Regions from separate parts of the Homo sapiens genome. Here region 1 is linked to region 2. A link is a contact called in ENCODE Hi-C data. All regions are on one chromosome and are shown on one strand. Each heading gives the region's core, a stretch centred on a gene start or an enhancer-like site at or near the end of the contact. The rest is flanking DNA. Distances are from core to core; before and after follow the strand shown.

Evidence for each region. A loop is a pair of places that touch in the nucleus more often than their neighbours do. Pooled maps may share reads with other maps.
Region 1: a pooled map shows a loop between it and region 2 (3-fold over the local background). The contact joins the enhancer-like site here to the promoter of AGBL4 in region 2. A Hi-C loop is called at or near these places in 4 of 50 pooled maps.

What each region holds. Positions count from the first base shown.
Region 1 is chr1:50,332,301-50,338,195 of GRCh38, reverse strand. No RefSeq gene overlaps it. Among named protein-coding and RNA genes, the nearest start is that of LINC02808, 14 kb to the right of the region's middle. RefSeq lists a silencer at 4,925-5,124 and an enhancer at 4,808-5,308. Within about 2 kb of position 4,480, at least 3 of the 41 ENCODE cell types and tissues checked have a DNase peak (open chromatin) inside an H3K27ac peak, as active enhancers do.
Region 2 is chr1:50,019,999-50,025,318 of GRCh38, reverse strand. It overlaps AGBL4 (AGBL carboxypeptidase 4), which reads left to right and starts at 1,365. Exons shown (of 14, transcript NM_032785.4): 1 at 1,365-1,556. The coding sequence starts at 1,523. LOC105378708 (a long non-coding RNA gene) reads right to left here and starts at 1,298. Exons shown (of 3, transcript XR_947311.3): 1 at 1,197-1,298.

The DNA.
Region 1 (5,895 bases), core at 3,231-5,730, 310 kb before region 2:
TGTAATAGTGGATATGTGTTATAAATTTGTCCAAACCCAGAGACAACACCAAGAGTGAACCCTAATGTGAATTATGGACTTTGGGTGATAATGACATGTCATTGTAGGTTCACTGATGGTAAAAAATGTAGCCCTCTAATGCAGGATGTTGATAGTGGAACAGGCTGTGTGTGGGGGCAGGGGGTATACAGGAACTCTCTGTACCTTCTGCTCAATTTTGCTGTGAACTAAAACTTCTTAAAAAATAAAGTTTGTTAAAAATATACTGATAAGTTTGGAGTCAAGTCCACCTTCGTTCGAGGCTAGGTTTGCCACTGACTTGTTGGTGACTTTGAGCAAGATTCATAAACTTTCTGAGCCTCAGTTTCTCCCAACCATAAAAGAAAAGATAATGGAGAATAGTGATCACTTAAAAATAAAAAATATGGCCGGGCGCGGTGGCTCATGCCTGTAATCCCAGAACTTTGGGAGGCCGAGGGGGGCAGATCACGAGGTCAGATCGAGACCATCTTGGCTGACACGATGAAACCCCATCTCTACCAAAAATACAAAAAAAATTAGCCAGGCTTGGTGGCGGGCGCCTGTAGTCCCAGCTACTGGGGAGGATGAGGCAGGAGAATGGCGTGAACCCAGGAGGCGGAGCTTGCAGTGAGCTGAGATCGCACCACTGCACTCCAGCCTGGACGAGAGCGAGACTCCATCTCAAAAATAAAATAAAATAAAATAAAATAAAAATTAAAAATATGTGAAGTAGTTAGAGCTGTTTTGGACCCCTAATAGTGTTAGTTAGGAGAGGCATATGGTATAGTGCTTGAAAGCATAAACTCTGTAGCTGGACTTGCTGCTACAGTGTCAGTTCCAGCTTTGTCACTTATGAGCTGTGTAACCTTGGGCAAGATACTGACCCTCTCTAGATGCCTCAGTTTAACCTGAGACAGTACAGGCTGAAGATGTCAAGTCTTAGAGAACTGTAAGACAGGCCATACGGTCTGGGCTTCTCTGCTTCACTCCAGTGGAATCCTGGCTAAAGGAGAAAGGTAAAAATGACAGGGTGAGGCAGGGTAAGGAACAAAGCTAACATTTATTGAAACCTACTGTGTTCCATATTTATTCATTTACTTCATAAGAATTTAACTGAACACCTATCATGTGCTAGGGGGCACTCTAGTTGCAAACAAGACAGAGGGCCCTCATGGAGCTTATATTCTTGTGGGGCAGACAGACAGCAGGCAGCTGAATGGATGAACAGGTTGACTTTCGTTTGTAATATTACCCTGGAGGTGAAGGGGATGCTGAGATGGAAGGAACTGGAACACCTCCTCCAGGCTGGGTGGTCAGAGAAGCCTTCCCTGAGAAACCTTTGACTCATCTAAGGTTTGAAGGGTGACACGGAGAAGCCAGCCATGTGAAGGTCTGGGAGAGGATCATTCCAGGCCCTGGCCTAGGAATTGGTTATATTATTTCATGTAATTCTCACAATAGCCTCAGATAAAATTATACCTCTTTCGGAGGCTGAAAGGCTAAGTTACTTGCTTGAGGAAGTGGTAGAGATAAATTGAGCCCAGTTCATCAGATACAAAGTGCCCTTTCAGGTAGTGTTTTTGAAAGAAAACAAAGGTGAAAACTCAGCATTTTATCTCAGAGAAATAAAAGAATAAATTGGCAGCTGTCGTGAATGATGCTGTCTTAAAAACAATTCTCCCCATAAGTGGGTCCTCAAGGCAGATTTCCCTCTTCCATACCTTTTCCTGGGCCAGCTTCTTAGCCCAGAAGGCCTTTCTTGCTTCTGCATGCCCATCCACATCCTCCCATCTCTTGGGGCCCAACTCCAGCTCCACTTCTCAGGAAACCTTCCAGGAGGGCTCCAGGTCCTGGCAATTAAAGGAAATGTCTTCCAGAGAGGGAATGAGTTCTGTCCAAGGTTACAGGAAAGGGGTGTCAGAGCCAGGAGGTGAGACTCATATCTAGGCCTCCTCCTGACCCCCAGGAAAGGGCCCTTCCTCCCGCCCCCCAGGAGCACCATCCCAGCTGCTGGGCCTCCTCGCCTCATGCCCAGTAGGCAGCTGTGCGTTGCCTTCTGCAGGCTTCAGTTCCCGCCCCCTCCCTCTCCACACTCAGATTTCCTTCTGGGAGGAAAGAGCATTTTTTTTCGCAGAGATGACTCTGTTCTTGTGGCCATAGATTACTCTTGACACCTAATTACTGTATATCATCATGCCATAAAATAATGATTGGAGGTGTCACTGTCCCAAATTTGCGTTCATAAAATACGTGTTCTTTTTGTTTTCCTCCTCTGCATTTGTCTGGGAGAAAAGACAGGCAAATTTATTCCAACTTTTTAGAGGAACTTTAAAGCACAGGAACAGAAGAAATTTAGAGGTGGGTGGTTTTCAAAATACCCTGCAGAGGGAGGAGGCCTCGGCCCAGCTGATTTTATGTGGCCTAGGGAGAAAATGAAGACCTTGGCTGAGACATTGTCTCCTTCCAACCTGCATTTCTTTGTCTTTGCCTGCCTGGCAAAAACCCCTCCTCCATCTTTTTCTCCCCAACCCTCTGCTCCCCCATCGCTTCTACCCTGCATCAGGCTCCTCTAAGGAAACACTGGAATGTGGTGGAAAAGATTCCCATTCTAATGTTACCCAGACTTGGTTTCAAATCTTGCCTCTGCTGCTCGCCAGCCCTGTGACCTTGGGTAAGTTCTGCCGCTTCCGGAGTCTTGGTTCAATCACATAGACAATGGGGAATAATAAATACTACTTCTGCCTCACACAGCTGCTCTGGGGATTAAGAATAAAATCGTAAATGTAAAGCATCTAGTAAGGGATCTGCCACAAAAGAAGGGCTCAACAAATGTCTGCTGCTTGTCCAGCCCACCAAAGTTCTCCTGTTTGTTTTCCTAGAATCCATCCTTACCTGATTAACATCTCCCTTCTCTGGCAAGCTCAGGCTACAGTCAGGAGTCTGGAGGAAAGCCATCTGATTAAACTGGCTGGCACGGGGGAAGAGCGGCTGAGATCCACGCAGCCCTCCGAGGGGCATCAACAAGGACATTTTGAAAGGGCAATCTGATTTGTCACAGAGAGGAACCAGTGAAGTTAGCTTGTTCCACTGCTCTGGCTGCCCAGGGAGGCCCCCACAAGACACCTGCAGGTGGCTTTCCAGCCTCTTGTCCACCTTGATGGGGATGAGTTCTCTGCCTCCTGAGGTGGCCCATTTAGAGTTAATCTCTCTGGGGCCTCATGCTCCCCTCATCACACCTCTCCCCCACCTGGAAAAATATTCTCTGTGGGCTTTGGGAGTGGTTCTTTAAACCAAGATAATTTGTCTTGTGGATCCAAACCAGCTCGCCAGCGATTCCTGCCTTAGAAGGGGGGACTTGAGGACTTCCAGGTGGGGGCAGAGTGAATGGCTGCAAGAGGAGGGGCCTTATCCCATCTCACCTCTGCCTGGCAAAGACCTTAGCTCTCAAGGCTCAAGTCAGAAGGCACCTCCTCTGAGTGCCTTTCTCAGCTTGGGGTATTTGTCTCCTACTCTGAGATTTCTGTACTGGATTCTTCCCTGAGGTTGGCCCTCTGTCAGTGGCTGGGTATGGGTCTGGGCCACCCTCTGACCTGGGATCCTCAATCTCAGGGCACCCTAAATGTTTGTCAGGCTTGTTCAATGTCTGCCTCTCTAGGCTGGCAGCTTCACTAGGGTGTGGCTGGATCAGCCTGCTCACTGCTGTATCCCAGGTGCCTAGTACAGTGCTGCCACACAGTAGGTGCTCAGTGAACACTTACCTCCTGCCTACTGTGTGCCAGTCACCATTCTAAACACTTTACATCCGTCAGCTCATAGAACCCTCAGGACAACCCTAAAATGTGGGTTCTATTACCATCCGGGTCTAGCATGGTGTATAAAAGCAGGGATCCTGGAGCCAGATTACTTGGATTTTTATTCTAACTCCACCACTTATTTCCTGCGGAAACTTGGTTGTTACTTGACCTGTCTGTGGCTCATCATTCAATGGGAATAACTGTATCAACGTCATAGGGTTGCTATGCAGTTAAATTAAGCGTTCACATACATACAATGTCTATGTATTAGGTACTATTTTCATTTTGTGGTAGCAAAAATTGAGACACACAGAGTTTTGGTAACTTGCCTAAGGTAACACAGCTGAGGAGAGGCAGAGCCAGGACTCATGCAGTCGGGCTCTGCAGTCCATGCTCTTAACCACGACCCTGTGCTGCTCTTACTGAAGGCGGATTTGAGGACCTGGCTTCACGCACACTGAGAAGAGCGTTTAGGTCCCTAGTGCTGGTCCAGGCCGTGATTGAGCCTCTCTTCCCCGAGTGAGCACAGAGCGCGGGGTCTCCCCCGAGGGTGGAAGGGTGGCAGCCAGGCCAAGGAGGCGCGAAGAGCGGCGGCCGCCAAGGGCCCCGGAGCGGCGACTCTTCCTTCCGCCAGTAGGGGGCAGCCGCGGCTGCCGCCGGTGTGTCGGGTGAGCCGCAGCCCAGCGCCGCACGCAGCGCCGGAGGAGCGCCAGAAGGACCCTTGGAGGTCACGCGCGCGCAGGCGGCCCTGACGCCCCGTCTTCCGCCCAAGTCACCCAAGGGTCCGTGCTAATGTGGTGTGGCCCCACCCCATTCCCTCGTCCCCAGCTCTTCCCTAAAGCCCAAGAGGCCAGTTCAAGGAGCTCTAGAACCCAGGTGGTTTGGGCCCCTGCAAGGTTCCGCGGGAGGTGTGGGTGCCAGTCCTGGCTGTGCCACTGCGGTGCTGTGTGACCTTGGGCAGGTCGTTACCCTCTCCAGCCCCAGCTCCCGTCCACTGTCCTTGGGAGGACGCGCGGGCAGCCGACACGTTCTGTGACTGTGGTGAGGGTACCGCCTTCACTGCAGCGTGCCCGGGGCCTAGGCGGGCCAGAGTCGGCCCAGCCCGAGCGAGAGCCTGTCCTGGAACCCAGTGCGTGTGGGGTCCGGACCCCTTTCCCGGAGCACTCGCCGAGCCGGCTGGGAGCGGAGCGCCCGGAGCCCGGCAGGGGGCGCTGCCGCATCGTGCGCGGCTTCCCCGCGCGTCCTCCCAAGGACAGTGTGGACGCGGCGAGCGGCGCGGGGCAGTGCAGGCTGAGTGAGGTCCGGCCGCGCCCACACCAGCGCTGCGGGGCGGAGGTCGGCAACACCGTCTGGGGCGTCGACGGGGCAGGGCGAGTCGTCTGGCGCCCCAGCTGGCCTTTAGCTGGTTTCTGGTTCTGGGTGTGGTTCTGGGTGTGGGGTGACGGGGTGGCGGGGTGGGGATGGGGTCTACCAAACCAGCGCTGGGGGCCCAGGCTTTGCTGCGTGACCTTGAGCGGTCACTGTTCTGTCCGGGCCTCTGCTTCCTGTCTCTGTAATGGGGGGTTCTTGAGGAAACCAATTCATATTGTATGTGAAAGTGCTTCAGGAAATCTGAGGCCCAGGCTGGATGCAAATGGAAAGGCTTCTTCTTTATGGAAAAACAGCCATCTCCTGCCTCACCCAATCCATCCTCCCAGTTCTGCACTCTGATGGCAACCACTTTAGCCACTTTTACCTGTATTTTCTGGCATTTACCCTCATACTTCAAAATAATATGCTCATGCTGCGATTTCTTAATTTACCAACGCTAGACTTTATCTGTTGTCTCCCTGTTAGAATAAATAAGGAATTAGCTGTCTTCCAGCCCCATGCGCATGCCCGGTATATCTGAAGCACTATTTTTAGGTAATTCAGTGATCAGCATTCCTTTTAAGAAAATGTAGCTGTTAGTTTTCCCAAAACCTGTATCAAAACTGCCACGGCTTCTCATCCTATAGCTTCCCGACAAAACCTCCTCTGTCATGTTCGGTATTCTGCCTTGAGGAATGCTCCCTCCCAAACTGCACTACCCAGCTGTCTG
Region 2 (5,320 bases), core at 116-2,615:
AGTTCTTTTGTTCTTCTTAGCCCTTATTGACTCCTCCGACACCGAAATTCCCAAAACCCTCACAGCCTTTACATAAGTGTCATTAGGACTGTGGAAAGCACATATATATTCATCTTGATAGTTGTGTGGACATGGCTTGTGAATTTTAAACTGTTCAAATGTGAGAGATAATTCTGATAGCTATTTTCATGTAACTTTCTGTACAAGATTCTTATCCCTGATTTTAATGCAGATGAATGGACAGTTCCATGCATGTGGCCAGCATCTTACTTAGAAGGCCTTCCGGTCCGTCTCTGCATTTCTGCCTCAAGGCTTTCTCTCAAACTCTAGAAGTCTGCTCAGCCCTGGCAAGCATAACCAGGAAATGTGAGAGAGTTCAAGCTGGAAGGTGGAGAGCAACCCTCAACCAATGGAGACAGAAATTAGGAGACAAATGCCCCAGACTCTGTGTTCTTCAGTGGGACAACGGCAGGCACACATTCTACCCTGTTTTTCAGAGTCTGAAGCAAGATTAAAAATAGTTGTCTACTAAAGCAATCAGCTCAATAACACATTTTTCTTAGCGTTTTTCCCCCTTCCCTCTTTCACTCTCTCCACCTCATTTCCTTTCAGATTACCACCATTTTCCATTCAGCAGACATTGACTGAGATCCTACTTTGTGTCATGCACCACGCTGCACTATGGAGTATACAAAGATAAGAGAACAACCGTAGGTATCAGAGAGCTCATGGTCGAGAAGGAAATAATGCATAAAGCATTTGGAATAGAGGGAATATACAGGGGACTGCGGGAGGGCAGAGCTGGTCAGGACGGGTAATGTTCCAGCTTGGTTTTAGACGATAACGGCGTGTCACTACTGAAAGGTGGGAAACAGCAGCCCATATTTACTGAAAAATACGTCAGCAAAAGGATAAGTCTTTTCTGGGGTTGAGGGTTGCTGTCGCAGAGGGGCAAGGAGCCAGAACCCTTTGGGCCTCTGTGTGTTTGGGTTGGGGTGGGCACACAGTTGGTTTTCAGTGCATTTCAGTTGAAGACGAGTAACCCAGGCAAACCAAGGGGAGAAGCTTTGGGAAATCAAGAAACCTGTCCCAAGTCCCCAAAGTTGAGCACCAACCACAGAAAAGCCAGTTTAGCTAGTCTGGGCGGTCAGTACGAGGACCCCGGTCGCCGTCAGGAAAGCGCCATCCCTACAGACCTGGCCCCTGTGCTCTAGGGGTGGCGGAGCCTGCTCAGTTGCCAGGATGCGGTGGATCGGTTGCGGAGGAGCAGCGCCCCGGGGCCCAAGTCCCAGCTCAGGCCCGGGCTCGCGCCGCGGGGGCGGGGCCTTGGACGCACGCTCCTCCCAGGCGTCCCTCCCGCCCTCAGCCGCGCGCCGGCCACCCGCGCGCCTGCCGCCCGTTGCCCAGGCAACCGTCGTGCCGCGTCTTCCTGAGGTAGCTCCTGTCAGCCCACTGATCCCACCACCCGCTCCCTACTGCCCCGCGGTCTTCGCGTGAGCTCGGAGACTGAGGGACAACAAAAATGGCGGAGGGGAGCCAGTCGGCGCCTGAGGCAGGTCTGTGGGGGCGGCCGATCTGGGGAAGGCTGAGGCGGCCAGGCTGTCCTGGGTCTCAGGCAACAGGGGACTCGGGCATGGTCCTACTCCTGAGGAGGCGGTCCTGTATATTTGCGCGGTGGGTTATGACTTCAGGGTCAGGGGTCAAGGGTGGCGTGCACCCCTCTGAATGGCGGGCAGGGACCTCGAAGTCCGGGTGGTGGAGGGGAGTGTGGGTTAGTGTGCACACTTCTGACAGAACATGGGCCCGAAAGGGGCTGGGACCTGAGGGAAGAGACAGGATCTTAATCCTGGGATCACCTGTGGTGAAGGCTAATCCTAGGGCTAGGCTGTGTCATGGAAAGGGTGTACACTGCCCTGTGGGAGCATGGGAGAGATCCCTAAAGGGGCATGATTTGGGCTCGGGGTGGGAGTAGGAGGCTCTGACTCTAAAGAGGGAGGTATACGTGGAAGGTGTGTTACTTTAATATCAGACAGTGCCATGGAAGGGGGAGTTAGAGTATTTGTGTTTGGGGATGTGCAGTGTCCTCAGGGTCACTCCTGGTCACAGAGAAATTTATGCAAATAATTCTTGTATGGGTCCTTAAAAAGACAAGAGGCCTTGAGGGGATACCCGGAGCCCCAGTCCTTTAGGAGCCTACCAAAGGAGGCTGGAGCGTGAGTGTGAGTGTGTGTGGGTTCAATGATCTTGAAGGTCATTCAGAATCAAAGGAGTGCATGTCCACACTTCTGTGGGTAGAAGATAGCCTTTAAGGGACAGGAAGACTGACAGGAAGGGAGACCCAGGATCCTATTCCTGAGGGGACCCCTTGTGCATATGGCTGGGATTTGTGAGATACTGACTTTAAGTTTCTCACAGGGTCATAGAAGAAAGCAAAGGTTTTTACAGTTTTGAGTATGTGGGAGGGAGTTTGCCTCTAAATGAGGCTGACCACTGAAGAACTGGATGTTACGGGATGGCATGGGTGTGTGGGTAGAAAAGAAGTGGCTTTGGGAATATGTGTGTGATGGGTGTTGGCAGTGGTATACATAACCTTGTATATATGTCCTGATCAGGTATTATCATTACAAGAGTGATCCACTTGAATTACTTTGGTCCTGGTGTGTGTGTGTGTGTGTGTGTGTGTGTGTGTGTGTGTGTGTGTGTGGTTATGGTACATACACACCACACCCCAGAAACTGGAACTGAAAACTATGACACCCTCAGAAATAAGTTCGAGGAACCATTATGTCTCAAGGCCTTCATTATTTCTCTTTCTTTCATGGCACCTCTGTTTTATTGAGTAGCTCCTCTACTCATTTTATAGTTTTAGCTCCCTCATAACTTGAACAGGCTTATTCCTTTATTCATTCATCCACTCAACAAATATCGAGTGCTAACTATATGCCTGGCAATAAGTTAGGCATTGGAAATTCCCTGCTTTGGATGAGCTTACCTTGTTCTTCTTTTCCTTTTTTTCTCATAGCATTTATTGCCTTTGAACATACTATTTAATTTACTTGCTTGTATTGCTTATTTCCTGTCTCCTTCCACTACAATGTAAGCTCTACAAGGGCATTGTTTTATCAATACCACATGTCTAGAACTTTTCTAAGTGTATAGTATGTTCTCAATAAAGATTTCTTAAATGAATAACTGAATTACTGATATTGTCTGGAAGTGATATTTTAGCTGACATATGATAGGGATTGGATAATTGAAAAAAAGGGCAAAGAGTGGTCGAGGCAGCAGGAAAACCATGTGCAAAGAACCCAAGCAGGTGGAAACATGTTATGCTGTGTTTGAGGAACTGAAAGGAGACAAGTGTGGGTACATGTGGGGCAATGGGAAGAGAGAAGAGGTACGCTGAAGCCAGATCTTCCAGTACTTTGTAGAATATGATATGAATTTGGGTCAGAAATCCTAAGAATAATGGGAAGCCATTGAAGGCTTTTAAGTGGGAGCATGCCATGATTAGAATAATTAAAAAATAACTCTGGCTACAATGTGGAGAGTACAGAGGATACAAGAGTGGATATAGGATATACTCTCCACCAGCTACATTGAGGAGAGTACAGAGGATACAAGAATGCATATAGAGAGACCTTAGAAGGTAGCAGTGGAGATGAAGAGAAGGAATTGAGAAATACTTAGGAGATAAAATTAATAGGACTTAGTGAAATATGAGGATGATGGAGAAGGAAGTATCGAAGACTACTTCTCATTTTCTAATTTGTTCAACTGGATAGTTAGTGGTGCCATTATTGGGATAGGGAGCATTGGAAGGGGCCTTGGGTAGGTGTGAGAGGAAAGATCATTAATTTGGTTTTAGATAAGTGGAGATTGAGGTATCTTTAGGACATCCAGATAAGCAGAGAGATTGACAAGGCAGTTGAATTTACAAGAAAAGTGTAAACTGGCATAGAGATAATTATTTTGACATAGAAATAATTACTCAAGCCATGGGTGTGGATGAAATTGCCTAGAGGGAGAAGAGGCCTGGGATGAAGTGTTGAGTAGCTGCAATATTTCAATGCCTTCCAAAGAGACTGAGAAGGTGCGACTGGAGAGATTAGAGCACAGCTAAAGGAATGTTTCAAGATAAATGGAATACTCAGTAGACTGAATGCTGCCAAACAATATAAAATGAAGGGCTAAAAAACTAGATTTAGCAACAGAGAGGTCATTGGTAACATTGATGGTAGAAAATTGATGATGGTAAAAAGCCAGGTCATTTAGGCAAATAATGCCTCAGTCTTTGTTTAATTCAAATTTCTGAGAGAGATAATTTTATTGACCCTTATTGTCTTTTACCACTAAATCACAGTCCAGTGTCAGGATTGACTGGTTTTAGATTAGGTGTCCAGCTATTGCTGGCTGGAGTCACCTGATACAAAATATGGCCATCTGGTAATTTCTTAATCTCACTTGAAATAGCCAACATTTATGAAGTGTTTATTTTGTACCACGCATTGTACTAAGTGCTTTATACATTTTACTTCAGTCTCATAACAACTCTTTAAGGTATTCTCTATGTTTTATATGTGGAGAAGTTTTGGCACGGAGAAGTTGACAACTTAATTAAGATCTGCAAAGAATTAGTAGAAGATTAGTTTTTTTGACAATTTAAATGTTACCCAGATTCATTATTTGGCTTTGTGTTTGTATTACAACATACTACGTTCTGAAGAAATCATAGCCATGATGAAAATCCCTGCCTTACAGGAAATATTCTAAACTAAGCATATTCTAACAAGGTGAAATGGAAAGAAATGGGCTCAGATCCTTGTGTAAACCCTACTTTTGTGACTGTGACTTATTATATGTGGACCTTGGACTCAAGTTTTATGATCTTCAGTTTCCTCATTTGTAAAATGGGGATGATATTTGCAGGATAGCTGTGAATATTAGAGATCATATACTTGAAGTGTCCAATAAATGTTATGTCCGTAGTTCACTTGAAGCTTGAATATAAAAAATTTCAAATGTATTGCATATACTTTACATATAAAAGAAATTATATAAACATACAATGATGAGTATAAGAAATTCTGTTTTTTCTTCATTGGTTTTTCACTGCTTTGCTGTCAGAAGAAAGGCAGACATTAAGTTTTGGAGAATGTAGAATTGTTACCTGAACTGTGTATCATGGGACCGGTCTCTGTGTGAGGTAGATTTTGAGGAATTTCTTGGAGGAATAAGGGACACTTAAGATATCTTAAGCATGCTTTTATATGTAAAGTATATGCAATACATTAGAAATTTTTTATATTCAAGCTTCTTA